Linked DNA regions of Homo sapiens: region 1 is linked to region 2. The links are chromatin loops, found by intact Hi-C in ENCODE. Cell type or tissue: GM12878. All regions are shown on one strand. Links, peaks and the distances in the headings refer to the core of each region. The heading gives the core; the rest is flanking DNA.

Region 1 (10,464 bases), core at 4,956-7,455, 69 kb before region 2:
GGATTAGATGTGAGGAAGAACAAAAGGATCAGGAGGATTTCTAGGCAACACAATCTCTTATAAAATGGCATGGCTATTGGGGGAAGAAGATAATGCTTTGCAGAATTCTAATTTTGACCCTCTTCTGAAAAAGGAATCCAATTTTAATAATCATTGCCCGATGAAATGGTCACCCTTGCAGTGCTGCAGGCTGTACACGTGCCTGAATTTGATTAGACGGCATCCCGAGAAAGGGTTCATCTGCTTTTGTCTCTGGGTGATTACGTCTGTGCAAGTGTCTGTCAAGTCTGAATTATTCTGCCTCACATTATATTTCTGCCCAGCAACATAGTGCTGCATGTTGTGACAATGACCTTACCTTCCAAACACCTTTCAAACAAAATGTCTGGTTCACCCCGGCTCATTATAACTAGATATGCCAACTGTTATCCTTCAATCTGAAAAGAGAGAAATAGTTCAGATGTCCAAAAGGAAGGATATGAATAGATGTTACAGAAGCCAGAGAATGGAGAAAATACACAGGATCAAGTAACAATATCAAAGAGAAAAATATGACTTCGAGGTCCACAGCCTTCTCTTTTTTGTTCTTTACCTTCCAGTCCTTCCTTATTTCTTTAACCCCCTCCTCCCAAACTCTTAATGATGTCAAGATTTCTGTTTCTTCCCTCTCAAACCTACATATAGGAAAGAATGTAAGATGAAAAATGGGATCAGATGGCCGAGACTTAAGTCCAGGCTGCTTCCCTAATCAGCTTGGGACTCTGCAAAAGTCAGGATCCTGCTCCAGGTCTCTGAAGGTTAGATGATATTTCAGACTCTTCTGGCCACAAAACAAAAATAAAAAACAAAAAGCCAGCAACCATCACTCCTACTTCAAGCCATTTTAGTATATGTGGTCTAGGAGGGACCTGGGAAGCCACCAAGGTCCAAGATGCTGCTTTCCCCTCCAACTCTCTTTCACTCTTTCATGCCACTCTCAGGACATCTGTGTTTCCCTTGATGCTCCATTCTCCTTTCACTGCCAACTTGTCAGTTTCTCAGAGAAGAGCCACCTTGGTTCAGGTACCAATCCATGGTTCAGCCAGTGGCCACCTTGGCCAACTAGGAGCTGACATTGCTTTCTAGCCACAAGGGCTCCAGACAGGACCATCAATCAGAAAAGGATAGTAGGGAAAAGCAGGTACTATAACCATAGTGGTTTCAAAATCTATTCTCAAGGTCCATTCGAAACTAAGAAACCATGACTTTGAGAAATAAGGTTTTGGATCCCCTTCTGGAGTAATACTGAAGAATGCAGAATTGCCTAAGAAGGTCATAGCTGAAGACCTAGTGTGGGCAGTAGTGATACCAAAGAAGCCAAAAAAAAGGCTGCTGTAAGTTTGTGATGGATGGTGTTTTTCTAAAGGACCACAGCAATACCTCCATTTCATAGGCTCTTCTGGCGATGTGATTTTGACACTCCTCCCCCTGAGAGGTGGGTCTACGTTCCCTCCTCTCGAATCAGAGCCAGAATGTGTGACTTCTCTGACCAACAAAATAGAGTGGCAGTAATGCTCTGTGACTTCCAAGGCTAGGTTATAAAAAGGATACAGTTTCCACTTGGCTCTCTTTTTCAGGATGCTTATGCTGGGAATCCAGCCACTATGTTGTGAAGAAGCCTGGGTCACAGAGAGAGACTACATGTAGGTGTTCTGGCTGACTGCTCAAGTTAAGATCTCAGCCAACAGCCAGCAGCAACCACTAAACATGTGAGTGAGAGAACCTTCATATGACTCCAGTCCCTTGGTCTGTAAGCTGCTCCATCAGAAGCCAAAGGGAGCCAATCTGGACTGACTCCTGCTCAAATTATAGGCTCAAGGGCAAAACAGATGTTGTCATTGCTTGAAACCAGTAGGTTTTGGGGCAATTTGTTATGCAGTTATAGGAACTGGTACCTTCATGTGTGTCCGTGTGAAGAGACCACCAAACAGGCTTTGTGTGAGCAATAAAGCTGTTTATTTCACCTGGGTACAGGCGGGCTGAGTCCGAAAAGAGTCAGCGAAGGGAGATAAGGGTGGGGCCGTTTTATAGGATTTGTATAGGTAAAGGAAAATTACAGTCAAAGGGGGTTTGTTCTCTGGCGGGTAGGAGTGGGGGTCACAAGGTGCTCAGTGGGCAGGAGTGGGGGTCGCAAGGTGCTCAGTGGGGGTGCTTTCTGAGCCAGGATGAGCCAGGAAAAGGACTTTCACAAGGTAATGTCATCAGTTAAGGCAAGGACCGGCCATTTACACTTCTTTTGTGGTGTAATATCATCAGTTAAGGTGGGGCAGGGCATATTCACTTCTTTTGTGATTCTTCAGTTACTTCAGGCCACTGGGCGTATACGTGCAAGTCACAGGGGATGTGATGGCTTGGTTTGGGCTCAGAGGCCTGACAGTACCTCCACTATGTTACAAATTTCACCTAAGAAGAAGGCAGACACACCTCCAGAAAAAGTACAAGTCTAGTGGTTAAATACTGGTGACCCTATAAGGCAGGAGCTGCTTAGCTACTACTTGTCTTATCTCTGCAATGCTTCATGAGAGGATAATTGGGAGTTGGCTCTCCAGATCGAGACTATTTTTTTCTCCTTCACAATAACTTAAAATCTCTGCCTTTCTTTTGAACCTATGCAAACATCAGCAGTATACTTTGTGCAACTATATTAATAACCAAAAAACTTTCTATTAATAGGAAAATCTTCCTTTACTTTCTTTTCTCCTTGCCCTCCCACCCCCTTCAAGTCTTTACAACGTTGAGAATAAGCTCCTAAGATGCAAAAAAATTACAGCTTTTGGCCAAGTGTCAAGGAGAGCTGACATCATATAGAAGAATGGTCATTAATAGTCAACACTCATCCATAGTGGCCTCACACACTGGGCAATGAATGCTGATGGCCATCAGTGACCATCATATCCCAAACTGAAAAGATACTGAGTATCTTTTCTACTGATACTGAAGATACTGAGTATGCTTCACTAAAGCAATAGAACGCTTTAGTGAAATGCACGATCACTGATCAATTCTTTTCTACATTTGTCCTCAGCCATTTTTTTCTTTATATAATATCACAACCACTATCTAATTCAGCGAAAATCTTCCCTTTTATTGTAAATTTCCTAAACTCAGTTTTATGTCTCATCTTGGCTCCCTTAAATGTTAGAATTACTTTTTCATTTGCAGTAGGTATGAGGAAAAAAGACAAACTAATTTTCAAAAGACGTGGTGGAAAATGGATTGTAAATTCAAAGACCTGAGCTTTAGTCCTACTCCTTTGCTGAAGTTTCTTGTGTGATTCTCTGCGTGCCTCCGTTTTAATTTCTATAAAATTGAATATAAGGTCTGCCTTACCTGCCTCCCAGGTTTTGGTTTGTTTGCTTTGTTAAATAGGTATAAAAGCACTTTGGAAAATGTAATGTTCTACAAATATCGAAACAATGGGTCTGAGGATAAAAACAACCAACTATATGAAATTTTAGGTACTCCTAGTCCAGAGCCTTACGCATTCAACAAATATCTATTTAGGGCTTACTGTGTATCAGGCAGATCGCTAGGCACTTGCCTATGTACCAACAGGTTTCATGTCTTCCCTGGTTTCCTTCCCCACAAATTGACCTCTCATCTGATTGACATGATTTCCCTCATCATAGAATTAAACTACAAAAGCAGGGTATTGCTACTAGATGTAGAATTAAAGCACAAAGGCAGGGTATTGCTACTAGAAGCAGGTTAAATTCAACAAACATTAGCTAAGCACAGACTGGCTAGTGTTTTCATTAACAATATTTTATTTAATCCCCATAATAATGCCATCATGTGTATGTCCTTATTACTGTTTTATAGATGAGAAAGTTTAAGATCAAAGTAGTTAAGTAGCTTGCACAAGTCCACACAGCTAGTAAGAGGGCATACCTGAGATTCAAACTCAGGTCTCACTCTAAGCAAATTGTTCTTTTCATTTCAACATGCTCCTTGTCAAGATGTTTGCTCTCGCTGGAGAAGGAATGGGATGGAGATCTCCTTACCATCCACTAGAGGAACAGAGTTTTTTTTTGTTGTCGCTATCATACCCGTTAATTATGATGTAGCAATAGAAAACTTTTGGAAGCTCTTCTTCTTGGACATCCTTTCTTTTCTTTTTTTTTTTTTTTTTTTGAGACAGAGTCTTGCTCTGTCACCAGGCTGGAGTGCAGTGGCATGATCTCAGCTCACTGCAACCTCTGCCTCCCAGGTTCAAGTGATTCTCCTGCCTCAGCCTCCCAAGTAGCTGGGACTACAGGCGTGTACCACGACGCCTGGCTAATTTTTTGTATTTTTAGTAGAGACAGGGTTACATCATGTTGGCCAGGCTGGTTTTGAACTCCTCACCTCAAGTGATCCACCCGCCTCGGCCTCCCAACGCGCTGGGATTACAGGCACGAGTCACTGCACCTGGCCTTGAACATCATGTCTATACATGTTCTATATTCAGCATATTTGCTTATATTTTCCAAAGTCATGAATTTTAGATTTTTTATTTCTTTTTTCTTCCTCTCTTTCTCTCTTCCTTCCTCCTTCCCTTCCTCCGTTCCTCCCCCCCCCCCCTTTCTTTTGAGACAAGGGTTCTCTCTCTGTTGCCAGGGCTGGAGTACAGTGGCACAATCACAGCTCACTGCAGCCTTGACCTCCTGGGCACAAGTAATCCCTCTCACCTCAGCCTCCTGATAACTGGGACCACAGGCACATGCCACCACACCCAGCTAGATTTTTTTTTTTTTCAAATCTTTGTAGCAACAGGGGGATCTCCCTGTGTTGCCCAGACTGGTCTCAAACTCCTGAGCTCAAATGATCCTCCCGCCTCAGCCTCCCAAAGTGCTAGGATTATAAGCATAAGCCACCACACCCAGCCCATTTCTTTTATTATTACTTTATGTTTCAGAGCAGTCTTAGGTTTACTGCAAAATTGTGAAGAAATTACAGAGTTCCACATACTCCCAACTTTGCATTTTTACATGACTGTTTTTCTCTATTTCTATAACCTAATAAGCATGCTTTTCCTACCTTCCTACTGAACTTTTTACTAATATATTATCTAATTGAAATGAGCATACCCAGTACATTTACTAGAATTAGATGTGGGACTCAGAAATAAATCTGCAGGTTTGTTTTGGACCAACTATGGAAAAGCTACCTCAAATATGTGGAGGCCAAAAGTTTGCATTTGCACTCTACTGAACAGGGAGAGATTATGCACTCAGTTCTGTCCTTTGAGGATGGTACTCCCGGGCAGCACTACATCTCTTGTCACTGGGTCAGGCCAAGCAAAGCCCTAAAAAGCAACATTAGAAAAAAACGCATAAAGCTGGGCACGGCGGCTCACGCCTGTAATCCCAGCACTTTGGGATGCTGAGGTGGGCAGATCACGAGGTCAGGAGTTCGAGACCAGCCTGACCATCATGGTGAAACCCTGTCTCTACTAAAAACGTAAAAATTAGTGGGCGTGGTGGCACATACCTGTAATCCCAGCTACTCAGGAGGCTGAGGCAGGAGAATCACTTGAACCCAGGAGGCAGAAGTTTCAGTGAGCCGAGATCATGCCACTGCACTCCAGCCTGGGTGACAGAGCGAGACTCCATCTCAAATAAATAAATAAATAAATAAATAAATAAATAAATAAAAATAATGCATGAACAATGGTAAAGGTGGCGATTTCAACCCTTTATAATTCAGAGCCTATGGATTATTCAAATTCCAAATGGAATGCAAGCAACTCTGAATATAGTCATTTTACTTTTTTTTTTTTTTTTTGAGATGAGTCTCACTCTGTTTCCCAGGCTGGAGTGCGGTGGCGCTGTCTGGGCTCACTGCTAGCTCCGCCTCCCAGGTTCACGCCATTCTCCTGCCTCAGCCTCTCGAGGAGCTGGGACTACAGGCGCCCACCGCCACACCTGTCTAATTTTTTGTATTCTTAGTAGAGACGGGGTTTCACCGTGTTAGCCAGGATGTTCTCGACCTCCTGACCTCGTGATCCAAAAGTGAGACCTCGGCCTCCCAAAGTGCTGGGATTACAGGCGTGAGCCACTGCGCCCAGCCCAAAAAATGTTTTTTAAATTTGTCTAGGATTCGCTCTTGGGCACTAAGTCATTTGGGGAGGGTTTGTGATTTTTCTCCCTCTCAGAAGAACTATCATAGGAAGAAATGAAGAAACTTAAGAGTTCCTTCCTCATACTGTTTAGATTTTATTCATCCAATTGGCACCCAAAATCCACTACATAAAGACTTTGAGTGCTCTGATTTAAAGAAATCTATGAGATGTATGAGTGAGAAATGGTCCACCGAGGCTGAGCTGCTCTCAGTGGAGCTCCTTATCGTAGTGACAAAACTCAGGACAAAACTCCATCTGTGTTACAACCACCTCAGGGACTTTTGGTTACACGCAGTTGTCAGAAATAACAGGACTTTGGTGGAACTGCCTTTCTAGAAAAGGAGCAGTGAAGTGTTAAAACCAGTCTGCTTTCTCTCAGTTGCACAGCTGTGGGCTGACCAGGTGTCACACTGTAGGTTTTTCTCTCTTTATAGCCTGTTTCCAATATGTTTTCACAGGTGCTAGCATAGGAGGGCAGTGTTTTCCAGGGAGGCTCGACCATGTTCATGGAGGCTGAGCGCTGGGTCTTCCACAGAAAACAACTGCTCTCAAGGAAATTACTCATGACTGGAGGATTGTTCATGCCTGTTACCCAGCCTTGTCCACACACATTGCTACTAGTTTGGGGTCTAGATGAACATGTGGGCCGCAGACTGGCATCACCTGGGAACTTGCAAGAAATGCTGACTCTCAGCCTCTCCCCCAGACCTGCTGAATGAGAAGCTGATTAAGCAAGATTCTCAGGTGATTTGCATGTTACTGCTCAGTGTTCCTCAAATTTGAATGTGCATATGGAGTCCAGACTTGGGCTTTAGAACCTTGTGTATGCATCACCTCTTTTGGGCCCTCCAGTCTTCTGGTCTTTGTTTTTATACATTTTTCTCAGCCTTGATAGCCTGCATCTATTTTACCTTGTGCCACAATCCAGATGAGGCACAGTTTAATGTAATATGTATAGCATCAATGCGTGGTGCACAGATCCACAGCATAGGTACCAACAGAAAGCACCTTTCAAATACAGACTCCCAGCCCCTCCCCAGACCTACTGGGTCAGAATCTGCATTTTAACGAGACCTAGGATTTATTTACACCTTACAGTTTGAGGACCCCAAGTGTATAGAACCCACAAATTCTCCCATTCTGATAGACAGCATAGTTTACTTTCTTACTTTAATAAGCTGCATCACATACCTGCACACTAGAGGAAATTATACAGCAATAAAGCATAATTAGGTTTTGCTCCTAAATGAATTAAATATTAGCTTTTACAAATTGCCTATCAAATCACAGGAGAATCAAAGTACTTTTTTGAGTCCCTAGAAAGAACAGATACACAAAAGTGTACTATAAAAGTGGGATGAAGGCCGGGTGCAGTGGCTCACGCCTGTAATCCCAGCACTTTGGGAGGCCACGGTGGGCGGATCACCTGAGGTCGGGAGTTTGAGATCAGCCTGACCAACATGGAGAAACCTTGTCTCTACTAAAAATACAAAATTAGCCAAGCGTGGTGGTGCATGCCTATAATCCCAGCTACTCAGGAGGCTGAGACAGGAGAATCTCTTGAACCCGGGAGGTGGAGGTTGCGGTGAGCTGAGATTGTGCCATTGCACTCCAGCCTGGGCAACAAGAGTGAGAATCCGTCTCAAAAAAAAATGTGATGAAAAGAGGGGCAGATGCAATGATAATTATTTTGTGAATGTTGGCTACTATGTTAAGTAACTCACATGCATTTTATTTTCACAACTCCACTATGTAGGAAGTAGCATTATCCTCATTTTACAGATGAGAAACCGATAGAGAGAGCTTGAAATCACTTTCTCAAGGCTACATAGTAGGTGAGTGTTAGAGTGGCAGTTTGAACCCAATAGCCCCTGGCTTTAGAGCCGGGCCCCTTAACAACTATTAGCCAGTGTATCTCATAGAGAGAAGCTTTTTACACAGAGGCTACCATATGCACAAATATCACAAGCACAGTATGATTTGGTAAATGATACTGAATTCAAAGACACAAGTTTCACTCATTTTAAAATTGTGACTCAAACAAATGTGAATAGTGCCTAGAGGCTTCCTTGCTACTGAACTGTGGTCCATTTTTTGAACATTCCTGGTGCCCTGAGTAATGTACCTTTAACCTTATTTGAAATTCCCAGTATCTTCAGTGGGTGTCTGAGGGGTCTTTCTTACCTCTGTGAATCAAGTTGTCTCTGCACATTCATTTGGATACTTTCTCCCCATCTTTTTTAGAAGCTAAGTGTGATAGCTAAATGAGATAACATATAAAATGTGGCACATAGCAGATGATTAATAAAAGCCACTGTTATTCCAGATTGCTGGTTTTCTCAGACTTTCAAATTAACTCATTACCTAGATGCCAAAAGAAATATATTTGGTATTTTCTTGACACTTAGTAGGTATTCTAGAAATATTTTATTTTAAACAGATGAATGAATAAACAAAAGAATTGAGGTATAAACGTAGCTTCACTTAAGGAATCACTGCTGATCCTATCCCAGGTTGTCTTGGAAGTAAATGCTTGAACTCCCAGCATCATTTATCCAAAGTGAGTAAGAAGTTTTAAACAGGCCGGGTGCGGTGGCTCACGCCTGTAATGCCAGCACTTTGGGAGGCCGAGGGTGGTGGATCACAAGGTCAGAAGATGGAGACCATCTTGGCCAACATCTCTAGTAAAAATACAAAAATTAGCTGGGCATGGTGGCATGTGACTGGAACCCCAGCTACTCGGGAGGCTGAGGCAGGAGAATCGCTTGAACCAGGGAGGCAGAGGTTGCAGTGAGCCGAGATCGTGCCACTGCACTCCAGCCTGGCGACAGAGTGAAACTCTGTCTCAAAAAAAAAAAAAAAGTTTTAAATAACTGTCGTGTTTAGGAATGTCCACCTATTACTGTTCTTCTCCTCTGCTCTGATATTTTTCACTCCAGTCTATGGACTAAGCACTCCAGAAGAGGTGTCTGCTTCTGACTCCAGCACTGTGCATACTGATTCATTCGGCTGGCATTTGGCCTGGCCTTCATGTGGCAGAGGTATCTTTGGCCTATGGTTAAATGGAGTTGTCCCTCTGATGTTTCTGACTTGGCAATGAAATCTCAGTAACCAGAATCATCACTACAGCACCCTGCTATTTAATCTTTGCTGGAAAGTGATGAAAACAGACCTCACTTGTATGAGAACTCTTAGGTTTAGTGAAAGCAATGTGAGAAGTCGCCAAGTTTGTGCTTTGAAACAAGCACATGTTTGAAACCTTAGGTTTCTTTTTCTTAAGCTTTCCCAAGTTGGAAGCTTATAACACAGACATGAAAGTCTGATTTAAGCAGTTCCTATAACCTTTCTAATTTCAGATTTTAAAACTGCTTTTGCTTGAATAGAAAATGGAAAGCCAACACATCTCTCTCTACCCCCATCCTTCCCTGAATAACCTAGATACTTAAGCAATCCTTCCCTTCCCTGGGGCTGTGACTGTAGAGTATTATTTTATTGACTCATAATTAAGAACTTCTGATGAGAAAACCAGTCAACAGAGAAAAATGGCTTGGGGGTCCCACAAGCAAAGAGAAAGCCTGTATGTCCCTATTATGGCAAGTACAACAGGCAGGAATGAGGAGATCTTACAAAAGAAAATCTTTTTGAAAACGTTAAGTCCTTTAAAAAATGAACTTTATGTCCTTTTTGAGGAAGTCAGTTTTTTTTTTTCCTTTCCCATAATGTAATGAAAACGTGAGTGGTAGTTTGAGCTGCTGTAAGATTCAGGGAGTGTATGAGAGAGTGAAATTGTGTGTGGGAGGGGACTGACAATGGAAAGTTGGTGGTGAACACAGAGTGTGGGCAGAAGGAAAAAAGCACATGTGAAACATCTCTGAAAGGAAGTGTCACAGGAAAAACTTTTGAGGCAGCATTCTATGGGGCTGGTCAGAGCACCACCAAAGCTGCTGTGCATTTGTTCAACATTAAAAAAAAAATTCTGCTAAACAAATAAGCAAAAGATTTCAAATGTCCAAAGAGCCACTGAGGAGAAACCATTACTCTTTTAACTGAACAAATATTCCTGGAATTCAGTCACATCTTATTAGTAAAGAGAAGCTTCTAGCTCAATGCTAGAAACTGTTTTGTTTTTTTTTTTCTATATCTGGTTCCACTCATGGAAATGACCACCTCTGCACCCATTATTCACCGGCCATATCTAGTTTAATACAAGAGGTGATTTGCCTCTTGGTGCCTTGAGGTATGATTTGATGAGAGTTTGGTAATGCATATAAAATGGATTTCCATTATCCAATTATAGCCAATAGGACCTAATCTGACTTCTC
Region 2 (10,464 bases), core at 5,037-7,536:
ATTTTGAAAATTAAATTTTCCCATTAATGGTTTTATATTCACTACATATTTTAATAATAATTTGTACATATTGGGTTAAATGAAATCATTAAAATTAACTTCACCTGTTTTTTTACTTTTTTTTTTTTTTTTTGAGACAGTCTGGCTCTGTTGCCCAGGCAACAGAGTGCAGTGGCATGATCTCCGCTCACTGCAGCCTCCATCTCCTAGGTTCAAGCGATTCTCCTACCTCAGCCTCCCGGGTAGCTGGGACTACAGGCACCTGCCACCATGCCTGGCTAATTTTGTATTTTTAGTAGAGGCGGGGTTTCATCATTTTGGCCAGACTAGTCTCCAACTCCTGACCTCAAGTGATCCATCCACCTTGGCCTCCCAAAGTGCTGAGATTACAGGTGTGAGCCACCATGCCTGGCGTGTTTTACTTTTTAATGTGGCTACTAGAAAATTTACATTGTCTTTGTGGCTCACATTACACTTAATTGGACAGGGCTACTTTTATTCTCTGCTATTACTACACTGTTACTGGAGATGAAACTACCCTCTCCCTATGCATTAGAACCCCCTCCTCTTTCCCACCCAGGGACTTCACCCCAGCAATTCTCCCTGCTTTCTCCTTTTTCATTGATTTCCCCCTCTAATTGGATCATTCTCATCTGCATACAAACATGCCACTGTATTTTTTATTTTAAAAATACAAAAAAAAATCTTGACTACATGTCATAGTTCAGTTCCCACCTTATTTCTTTATACTAGAACTCCTTAAAAATGTCTGTACTCACTGTCTCCAATTCTCATTTCATTTCTTATGGATCTACTCCAATCTCCACCACTCCTACAAAATGGCTCCTGTTAAGGTGGTGTGTGGCGCAACTAGCAGAAGCTAATTGTTAAATATTCAAGAACTTTGCAAGCTGGTTGTTAAACTGTTTGTAGCTGGAAATTGACTATGATGGGAATATTTCCACAGGGAAATTTAGTAAACACTACAAATCAGGATTTTGCTGTTGTCACTGCTTTTCAGAGAGCCAGTTTACCAGGACACCACTGATTGAAAGTCACCAATGACTTTCACCTGACTCAGTGATCAATTACAGTCTTCAGCTTAACTAATTTATTGGCAGTATTTGACAACAAACTCTTTATCTGACAAATAAACTCTTCCTCCTTCTTAAGTTCTTTCTTCACTAGCCTTTTGGGGCACTATTTTCTCTTATGTTCTCTCCCTCACTTCTCCTCTGTCTCCTTTCTGCTTCCACTTCATCTTTCCGACCTCTAGATATTGGAGTGTTAGCACTCTGTTCAAACGCCTCTTCTTTTCTTTAGCTATACTTCTGCTCCAGGTGTTTTCTTTCAGCCTTCTAGCCTTAAATACATAAATGTACACTTTTAAGCCAGCCCTTGCGCATGAATTCCAGCTTACTTATTCCCCTGACTACTTGGCCTCTCCGCTTGGATGTCTAATAGGCATGTCAAACTAAAATGTCCAAAATGAAACTTCAGTTCTCTCGCCTCTTCTTTCCTCAGTAACCAAAAATGACACTCCAACAATATCCCTCCAGCTCAATAAATGGCAGTTCTAGCTGCACGAGTCACACATTTTGAGTGATCCTTGGTTCAGTTCTTTCTTTGACACCCTACATCCAACGTATTGGCACTACTCTTGGCTCTGACTTTAAAATATATCTAAAATCCACACTTTTCCCCACTTTTACTGCTACTAGCTTGCTAGTAGCTAGTAACTAGCTCCAAGCAACCATCACTTCCAACTTGTGCAACTATGCAATAAACTATGCAACATATCTCCATACAATGTAGACCCAGAGTAAGCCTATAAAAATGAGCTAGATCTTCTTATACTTCTGCTTAAAACACTTTGCTGCCTGTCTTACTTAGAATAAGACCAAATCTTCGTATTGGTCTACAGAGCCCTACAAGGTGTTCCTGCTACCTCTCAGAACTCATCTCCCATCACTCCCACCTAGTTTACTCTGGTCCTGCTAGAGCCTCCCTGCAATTCGCTCAGAGACTTTGCACTTGCTATTCCCTCTACCTGAGAACTCGTTATCCAGACAGTTTCACGGCTCGCTCCTTTACTTCCTGCAGGCCCGCTCTGCATGAAATTAATCCCCTCCATGGCACTTATCACCCTATGGCACACTACAGTATTACCTGTTTATGAGTATACATCCATCTAGGCTTGGTAGACAAATTATCTGCTTTTCTTTTTTATTTAAAAAAATGTTTAAAATTTAAAAATTTTTTATTCTTAAAATTTTATTTTTTAAATTGAAAAAAATGTACATATTCATGAGGTACATAGTGATGTTTCAATACATATAATCATAGTGCTCTGATCAAGATAATTAGCACATCCATCATTTCAAACATTTATCATTTATTTGTGTTGGGAACATACACTATCCGCCTTCTAGCTAGTTGAAACAATATATTATTGTTTGCTATAGTCATCCTACAGTGCTAAAGAACACTAGAATTTATTCCTCCTATCTAGCTGTAATTTTGTATCATTTAATAAATATCTCCCTATCCCTTTATATCTAGCAGTTAGAAGAGTAGTGCTTGGTCCATAGTGAAAGCTCAGTAAATTTTGAATGAATGAATATATTGATGTCACACCAGCAGCTCTGGAGCATGAAGGAAGCTACTATCACCTTCTCTTCTGTGTAAAGCATTAAGTGATAGACACATTTTAAAATGACAAGTGTTCAATTTCTCTGCCAGGCTGTCCTTGCATACAGACTAAATAGGGAGGCTTTTTGGACTGGCAAAACAATTAAATACGACTTGATTCAGGATTAATAGTAACTTATTTGGTGATAATGACATTACAAACTCTTTTCTTCATATTGCAAAAAGAGGATTTCTCCATCTTGAAAGCCTCTTAATTTCATACTTGGAGGACCTGCAGGAAGAACTATAATTGAAACAACTGAAAGTATCCCTTAGGACATTGGCTTTGGTTGATTTGTGGAGTGATGGTAAGGGGTGAGGGAGAAGAGGGAGCAATAAAACAAATGCCAAAGTTTTTAGCAATTTTATATCGCTAGCAATAAAGTAGTCTTTACAATTACATACACATAACAATAACTGTTTCCACCCCGCCATCCCTCATTCTCTTCTGCCATTGATGTTGCCCAAAAACTGAGGCTGAAGTTACCCAGTGAAAATCATGTCCCGCAAAATGTTGTCTTTTACTAAAGATGGTAGAGTACAGGCATGAGGCCTCTCATCCCTAGAATTTTCATGGAGGTAGCTGTGTTTCAGATATCTCTGTAGCTAGAATTCACAGCATGTGCTATGAATCACACATGATTGGTGATCTACGGTACCATTTTTTTTCTCTAAGGTATTGGGATAATTAGATAGGTAGGCCTGAGTTTTAATTATGTCTTATAACATTTTTTATGGGAAAGTGTATTGTGAGATTCAAATTCTTGTTTTATAACTGAATTTTGGAAGACAGAACTTATGTAAGTAAATTGGAAACTCTGGAAACTGCCTGTATTGTTATTAGTAGTAAGTAGGATTACTAAATTTAGAGTTCTAGCTAAGCCCAAAAGACAGGTATGTTTTAACCTTCTATGGTAGTAGGAATAATAAGCAGTGATTATCCCTTTTAATTTTCCAAACATGTTATGAGGTGTTAGAGGTTCCATCCATGGTGGAATGTTGGAGAAGCATCAACAGAAAAAAAGAGGCCCACAAATACAAACCCTTTTTTTTTTTTTTTTGAGACGGAGTCTCACTCTGTCACCCAGGCTGGAGTGCAGTGACGCGATCTTGGCTCACTGCAACCTCCGCCTCCCAGGTTCACGCCATTCTCCTGCCTCAGCCTCCCGAGTAGCTGGGACTACAGGCGCCGGCCACCACGCACAGCTAATTTTTTTGTATTTTTAGTAGAGACGGGGTTTCACCATGTTAGCCAGGATGGTCTTGATCTCCTGACCTCATGATCTGCCCGCCTCAGCCTCCCAAAGTGCTGGGATTACAGGCATGAGCCACCGCGCCCAGTCAATACAAACCCTTTCAACACCAGACGGAGTAGCAAAGACACTCCTGGTTGTATGGCCTGGCTAATTTCCAATTGGGTCTAAATACTTTTTCCCATAAAATTACACTCGTTATGCTGTTGGGAAATATGTGCTTCTCTCTCTCTACACACACACACACACACACCCCACACACACACAGACATGTACAATAGAAAATGAAGTCAACCAACATTAAGTTCTGAAAATGTACTACACATTTTGCTGAGTTCTCTATATAAATAACAGTGAATAGTTACCTTCTACATGTGTCAAGTATTTCACATGCATTATATCTAATCCTCACAATAATGAAAGCAAACCCTTATGTGATGTTTTGTGCAAGGCATTGTTCTCAGCGCTTTACCTTGACTAACTCTTTTTTTTTTTTTTTTTTTGACCTGGAGTCTCGCTCTGTCACGAGGCTGGAGTGCAGTGGAGCGATCTCTGCTCACTGCAACTTCTGCCTCCCGGGTTCAAACAATTCTCCTGCCTCAGCCTCCCAAGTAGCTGGGACTACAGGCGCGTGTCACCATGCCTGGCTAATTTTTGTATGTTTAGTAGAGACGGGGTTTCACCATGTTGGCCAGGATGGTCTCAACATGACAGGCTTATGAGGCAGGAGGCAGACACTAACATCACTGCTATCTTCAGATGAGGCACCTGAGGCAAGAGAAGTTAGATGAGACTTGTCCAAGGTCATATCAGGTGTAAACAGCTCACCTAGGTTTTAAGCATAAGCAGTCTGGCTTCAGTCATGTTCTTACACAGCCACATCTTGCTGCCTTTTACACAACAACCTATGAGAAAAGCAGTTTAATTGTCTCCATTTTCCTGACGAAGAACTGCATAAAGTCCCTTGCCTGGTTAAAGGGCGTAATGGGATCCCATCTCAGGGTGCTGACATGAAAGTGTGGGTTCTCACAAAACAGCCTCCCACTATAATATCGTGTCTCTTTAAACAAATACTTGGTTTCACAAAGTCAAGTGGCATGCCTTAAAATTCTTTTGCATAATCCCCCTCGCACAGAAATACCCAAGGCTCTGCATATAGTAGAGCCTATAGTAGAGCTCAACAGAGGAAAGAGATTCACACAGATTGATTTTGCATCATATGTAAATAGGAGCCAAAAAAACCCTTCAACACCACAGCTTCCCTTTATTCTGAGAAAACTCCAAGGAAAACTGACTTTGATTTTCTAAATCATCTTTTGATTTACTCTAGTAGAGGAAAATCAATGCTAAAATAACTATTGAAAGCCATCTGAGATGTGCTGCTCTAACATGACAATGCCAAGGAATATAGACATTAAATTGATCTTGGAATCCAAGCTCCCCTTCCTTACTCAACACAAGACGAAATCACAAAATCCATATGGAGGAGAAATCTTCCTATCTAGACTGTAGGACTTGTCATTTACTCAAAACAGAATATCTCCCATGCCATCTTGTTTACGAAGCAGCTAATGTTGTTACTTCTGTACTCAAGTGAGTGCTGCCTCTTTGTAATATTGATTGCTGGGATTTTTGCTGGTAGTACACTGACAGAGATCGACCACTAAAATCTTCTGAGGCGCATTTATCTTTCTCTTTGAGAGAGAAACCCCATTTTCCTCAAGAAAAGGCAAAGCTGTTCCAGCACATGTTTTAAATGATTCATATTATCTGACAATGGAAAGGTAAATTCTCTCCCAGGATTTAGGGTATAATTCTCAGCCATCTGAGAATTCTGTTTATCCCACCTTGTCTCCTTGCTCAGAGAATTACAATTAGATGGAAACATCTAATGTCAAGGCATCTGATAGCTCCAGCATAGGATACTGTGACTGCTCCAGATAGATTTTCTCCATGAAAACCAAAGTTGATGGTTAATTACCATGTCCCCTTCTCATTATGGCACTATCAGACATATTTAAGGAAGTGATGAGAAGTCTTTGCAAAGGTATATAAGAATAAATACAATACACTGAAGGTATCACTTACACTTTCTTTAAAGGTAAGAATTTGTGAGACTTCTGGGAGAATTTTGACAGGTCCTATTAGAGGTATTTTAAAACACACAGGGGAAAGTGATTTGATGTTAAGCAGTGGCAAATCTACACAAAAACAAAAACAGTCATCGGAGACTTTCACTCAATACAAAGTTCTACCAGACCTATGCAAATAGTAATCGCATTTTCTAGAAAGAGTTCTAAAGTAAGTCACACACACAAACCTCAGTAGTAGCACAAAACATCCTTTGTTGCCGGACGTGAGAAAAACACACTCGCTTCTAAAAAAAGCCATAGGAAGGAAGTGGAAGAACCTCAGGGGCGAGTGGGAGTGCGAAAGGAATGTTGCAGCTCTTTTTTTTTTTTTTTTTGAACATGTAAGCTTGCTGTGGCTCTTAATAGTAGGGCTAGTAGTTCAAGTAAGTGAAGTAAAATCTTTGGGATCTTTTTTACCTATTCTTGTAAGTGTACTATCAGCCAAATAGGTTTGAAAATCTTGACAAAAGGACGTTGATATTCTGGCTTTACATTGCCCCATTCTAAAAACAAAACAAAACAAAACAAAAAAAAAACTCTTTTAAAAAGCAAAATCAAAAGAACTCAAACACCTGCATATGATTCTAATTTCACACATCTCAAAACAACCAAGATTGCCAAAAGAAGAATTAAAAGTCGTTCCAGAGCAAAGATGGGTAAGCAAAGCAATGTGCTGAAATTTTTGCAATGTAACAAAATGGAATATATTTGTCAGAGGCAGAGGATAAATTGAGGGCTCCTTTTTTTATTTTTTATTTATTTTTTGAGACAGGGTCTCACTGTGTCACCCAGGCTGGAGTGCATGGCGCAATCACAGCTGACTACAGCCTCTCCCAGGCTCAGGTGATTCTCTCACCTCAGCCTCCCGAGCAGCTGGGACTACAGGCGAGTGCCACCACACCCAGCTAAAATTTTTTTGGCATTTTTTTTTTAGAGGTGGGGTTTCCCCAAGTTGCCCATGCTGGTCCGGAACTCCTGGGCTCAAGCGATCCGCCCACCGCCTGCCATGGCCTCCCAGAGTGCTGGGATTACAGGCGCAAGTTACCACACCCAGCCTGAGGGCTCTTTTGAAAACACAAATATGATCATGTCACTTCCCTGCATAAAATCCTTTAATACCTTCTCACTGTGCTAAGGATAAAGACAAAATTATCAATATGGCTTACAAAGCTCTTCATGAACTGTTCGTTGCATAACTGTCAAGCATCATGTTAGAGCTCATATTGATTGAATGCTGATTACTGACTGAGCATAGAAACTATTTCAGTGAATCTTGTAACAACCTTTTCAGGTGTTATCCCCATTTTACAGAAGAGGAACTGGGAAGTTGAGTTACTTGCCTAAGATTATAAAGCTAGAAAGTGGTTATGTCAAACACTGTTGAGGAAATCAACACACATTCCCAATCCCCTCTCACTTGCTGCCTCCATTGTTAGGGGTGGACGATCTATTTTCTCACTTTCACATTTTTCCTGGTTATTTGGGTTGTGTTCTGGCCTATGACACCCAGGTAGAATTCCAACAGAAGATTTCTGAGAAGCTTTGAACTTTCCTGATAAAATAACCTGACACTGCACATCGTCCCCCTTCTTCCTCAACGGGCCATTGTGCCTGGGGCTGCAGCCGCCATTTCCAGATGAGGGAATGACAAAGCCACAGGCTACGAATGCAGAGCAGAAGACAGAAAGAACCTGGATCTGTGATGACCTCATCATGCCCTGTATCAGCCCTGGACAGCTTATTGCTTATTGTCGGACTTTTTGTTTTGTGGAGATAATTTCCCCCCACCGCCTTTTTTTTTTTTTTTTTTTTTTTTTGAGACAGAGTTTTGCTCTTGTTGCCCAGGCTGAAGTGCAATGGCGCGATCTTGGCTTACTGCAACCTCTGCCTCCCGGGTTCAAGCGATTCTCCTCCCTCAGCTTCCCGAGTAGCTGGGATTACAAGCGCCCGCCACCACACCCAGCTAATTTCTGTATTTTTAGTAGAGACGGGGTTTCACCACTGTGGCCAGGCTGGTCTCGAACTCCTGACCTCAGGTGATCCACCCGCCTCGGCCTCCCAAAGTAGTGGGATTACAGGTGTGACCCACCGCACCTGGCCAATTTCCCCTTTTTATATGAACCTCAGTAAGGTAGGCTTTCTGTTCTTTGGATGCCACAAAAAAAAATTCTTAACCGATACAGCTAGGAAGTCAGGATTCCAACTTGAAACTCTGATTCCAGAGCCCGTGAGCTGAATTCCATTCCTCCCTGTTTCTCTCTTTCTTTTGCTCTCTTTGCTACACTGCAGCACATCAGTGGCCACGCTGATCTCGAAGTTCCTCAAACGACCACATTTCTTCCTGCCCCACACACAGCCTTTGCTCTTCCCTCTGCCTGAGGAATCTTCTAATTATCCTTCAGATCTCAGCTTAAATACTGAGATACTTAGCCATGTCAGTATTAAATGGAACCTAAATATTTCCCCCTATACATGGGTTCATAGGAATCTGTATTTGTTCTCTGAGCCTTATCACAATTACAAACAAATAAGAACTTAGTGCTTGTCTTCCCATGTTACATGGTAAGTTCATGAGGTTAGGAACTGTGTTTCTGGTTGTACATGGTAGGCAGTCAGTAAATAGTTATTACATTAATGAATCAATACAGGCATTCCTCGTCCACAGTCAACTCTTGAGCTAGACAGACAAAGATAGGAAGTTACTTATTTTACACATCTGAAGCCACATAAGTATGTCCGGCTGCAATACATCTGGTTTGACTCTATCAAATGCCATAAATATCTCAACAGAAAGAAAGGAAAAAACCTACAATCCAGAAGCAGGCTGTGAAGACAGAGGACACCCCAGTAAGAAAGAAATGAATACTTTGGGTAGTAGCAATCTCAGAACTAGAAAAATGCTACAAGAAAACCGCCAGTGGCAAGACAGGAACTATATTGAAAACAGGGATTACCTTGTAAAAATACAGTTTCCAGCAGACCAAAAATAGGCACAATGTTTCTGTGATCCCAACTTTTGCATTCAGCATTTTGAGAGGTTTTTCTGTGGAAAAGCATTTCCAATTTTACAGTAGAGTTGTAGACAAATGTTGCAATTTATTTAAGCTTTGTTTTATTGTCAAATTTCCTGTAGCCCATCCACTCCATGAAGCAAGAGATAACTGGTTTGCATCATCTTTTTAAAATCACAGCTCTGGATCTGCACTATTGGAACACTCTCTTGTCACCCTGCAATTGATCCTTTCATACTTCTTTCTCCTCCATTGGACTGTAAGTTCTTGAAAGTGGGAATCTTGTGACTCCAATTTTTCAATACTGAGCACAGTGCTGGCACAGAATATGAACTCACTATATCTTGTTACTATAAATGAATAAACAAAATGCATAGGCATGTTAGGCATTTAGTAAATACATGTCAAATTGAATCTTTGATACATGACTTGGAATTACTTCCCTTTCAAGGTATTTGTTCAGTGAGCATAATTATAGAGTCCACAGTCTAACAGTCTTCATTATAGAGAAAAACCGAAAAAGAGCCCTTGGCTTTTCAAGACAATATGCATTGATGGCAACCCCCTTTTTATCATGTGCATATTTCATGCACAAGGACAACTTAAAACTTGGAATGAAAAAAAAACCTCTATAATATTTCTTTGCTCACCAGTGCTGCCCATTTCTGGTATTCTCTCTTTACTGTGTATCCTGGGGGTGATGGGAAGAAGAGGAGAGACGAGAAGGACTTACTAGTAACAGAAAGGAAAATAATGAATTGGGAAGAGGAGCAAAGGGGATGGTGAGGACTGGAATAACAACTTTATAAAGAATAAAAGTCTGATTCCCTTCTATTTCCTGCAGTCTCTCATTGCTCCTGTCTCTGATAAAATGCCTACAGATTTGCTTACTTGATCCTAATTTTATGGCCTGTTCAAATATTACAACTTCTTTTTAAATAAATTAATTTGGAACTAAATGCCTTTAATTTTTACCGTGATAGGTTTGTGGCTCTTGACATCTTTTGGTCCTATTCATCAAAATCATTTGCTAAGTCCAAGGTATAGCAGAGTGGCTTTAACAACAACCATGGAGGATGAATAAAATACATTTTCATATTTACTGAAAGTGAAACTTATAAGCATATATCATCTTCTGCCTACCTTGTAAATATCCCATGTTTTCATTTACATATTGTACCAATTAATATATCTTGGTACTAATCAGAGTGGAATCCACTCCTGACATGGGAGAAAACTACGACAAAAAACATTAGCAGCAAGAAAAAATGTTTGTTTCAAGTATGTGGATTATATTTTCTAGTGCCTTAAAAAAAGAATGAAACTGAAAGAGGCAGCTTGAAGAAGCTTACATGTGTTTAAAACCCACATCCTGTT

The links. Hi-C counts contacts between places; a loop is a spot of excess contacts. Peaks named below come from ENCODE experiments on the same cell type or tissue, not always from the same donor. Only the 100,000 strongest peaks of a DNase experiment are listed, where the experiment ranks them.
Region 1: a loop joins it to region 2, with 2.1 times the contacts of the local background. A loop is called at or near these places in 3 of 110 quality-filtered maps.

What each region holds. Positions count from the first base shown.
Region 1 is chr11:96,178,804-96,189,267 of GRCh38, forward strand. All of the region lies in intron 1 of MAML2 (mastermind like transcriptional coactivator 2), which reads right to left. Among named protein-coding and RNA genes, the nearest start is that of MIR1260B, 160 kb to the right of the region's middle. RefSeq lists enhancers at 1,219-2,112, 2,113-3,005, 9,057-9,116. In GM12878, for the core only: no CTCF peak of the experiment used is centred there; a DNase peak (open chromatin) is centred at 6,518; H3K27ac peaks cover 1,617 bases.
Region 2 is chr11:96,247,998-96,258,461 of GRCh38, forward strand. The region is part of intron 1 of MAML2 (mastermind like transcriptional coactivator 2); the gene reads right to left. Among named protein-coding and RNA genes, the nearest start is that of MIR1260B, 88 kb to the right of the region's middle. In GM12878, for the core only: no CTCF peak of the experiment used is centred there; a DNase peak (open chromatin) is centred at 6,284; H3K4me3 peaks cover 1,699 bases; H3K27ac peaks cover 2,192 bases.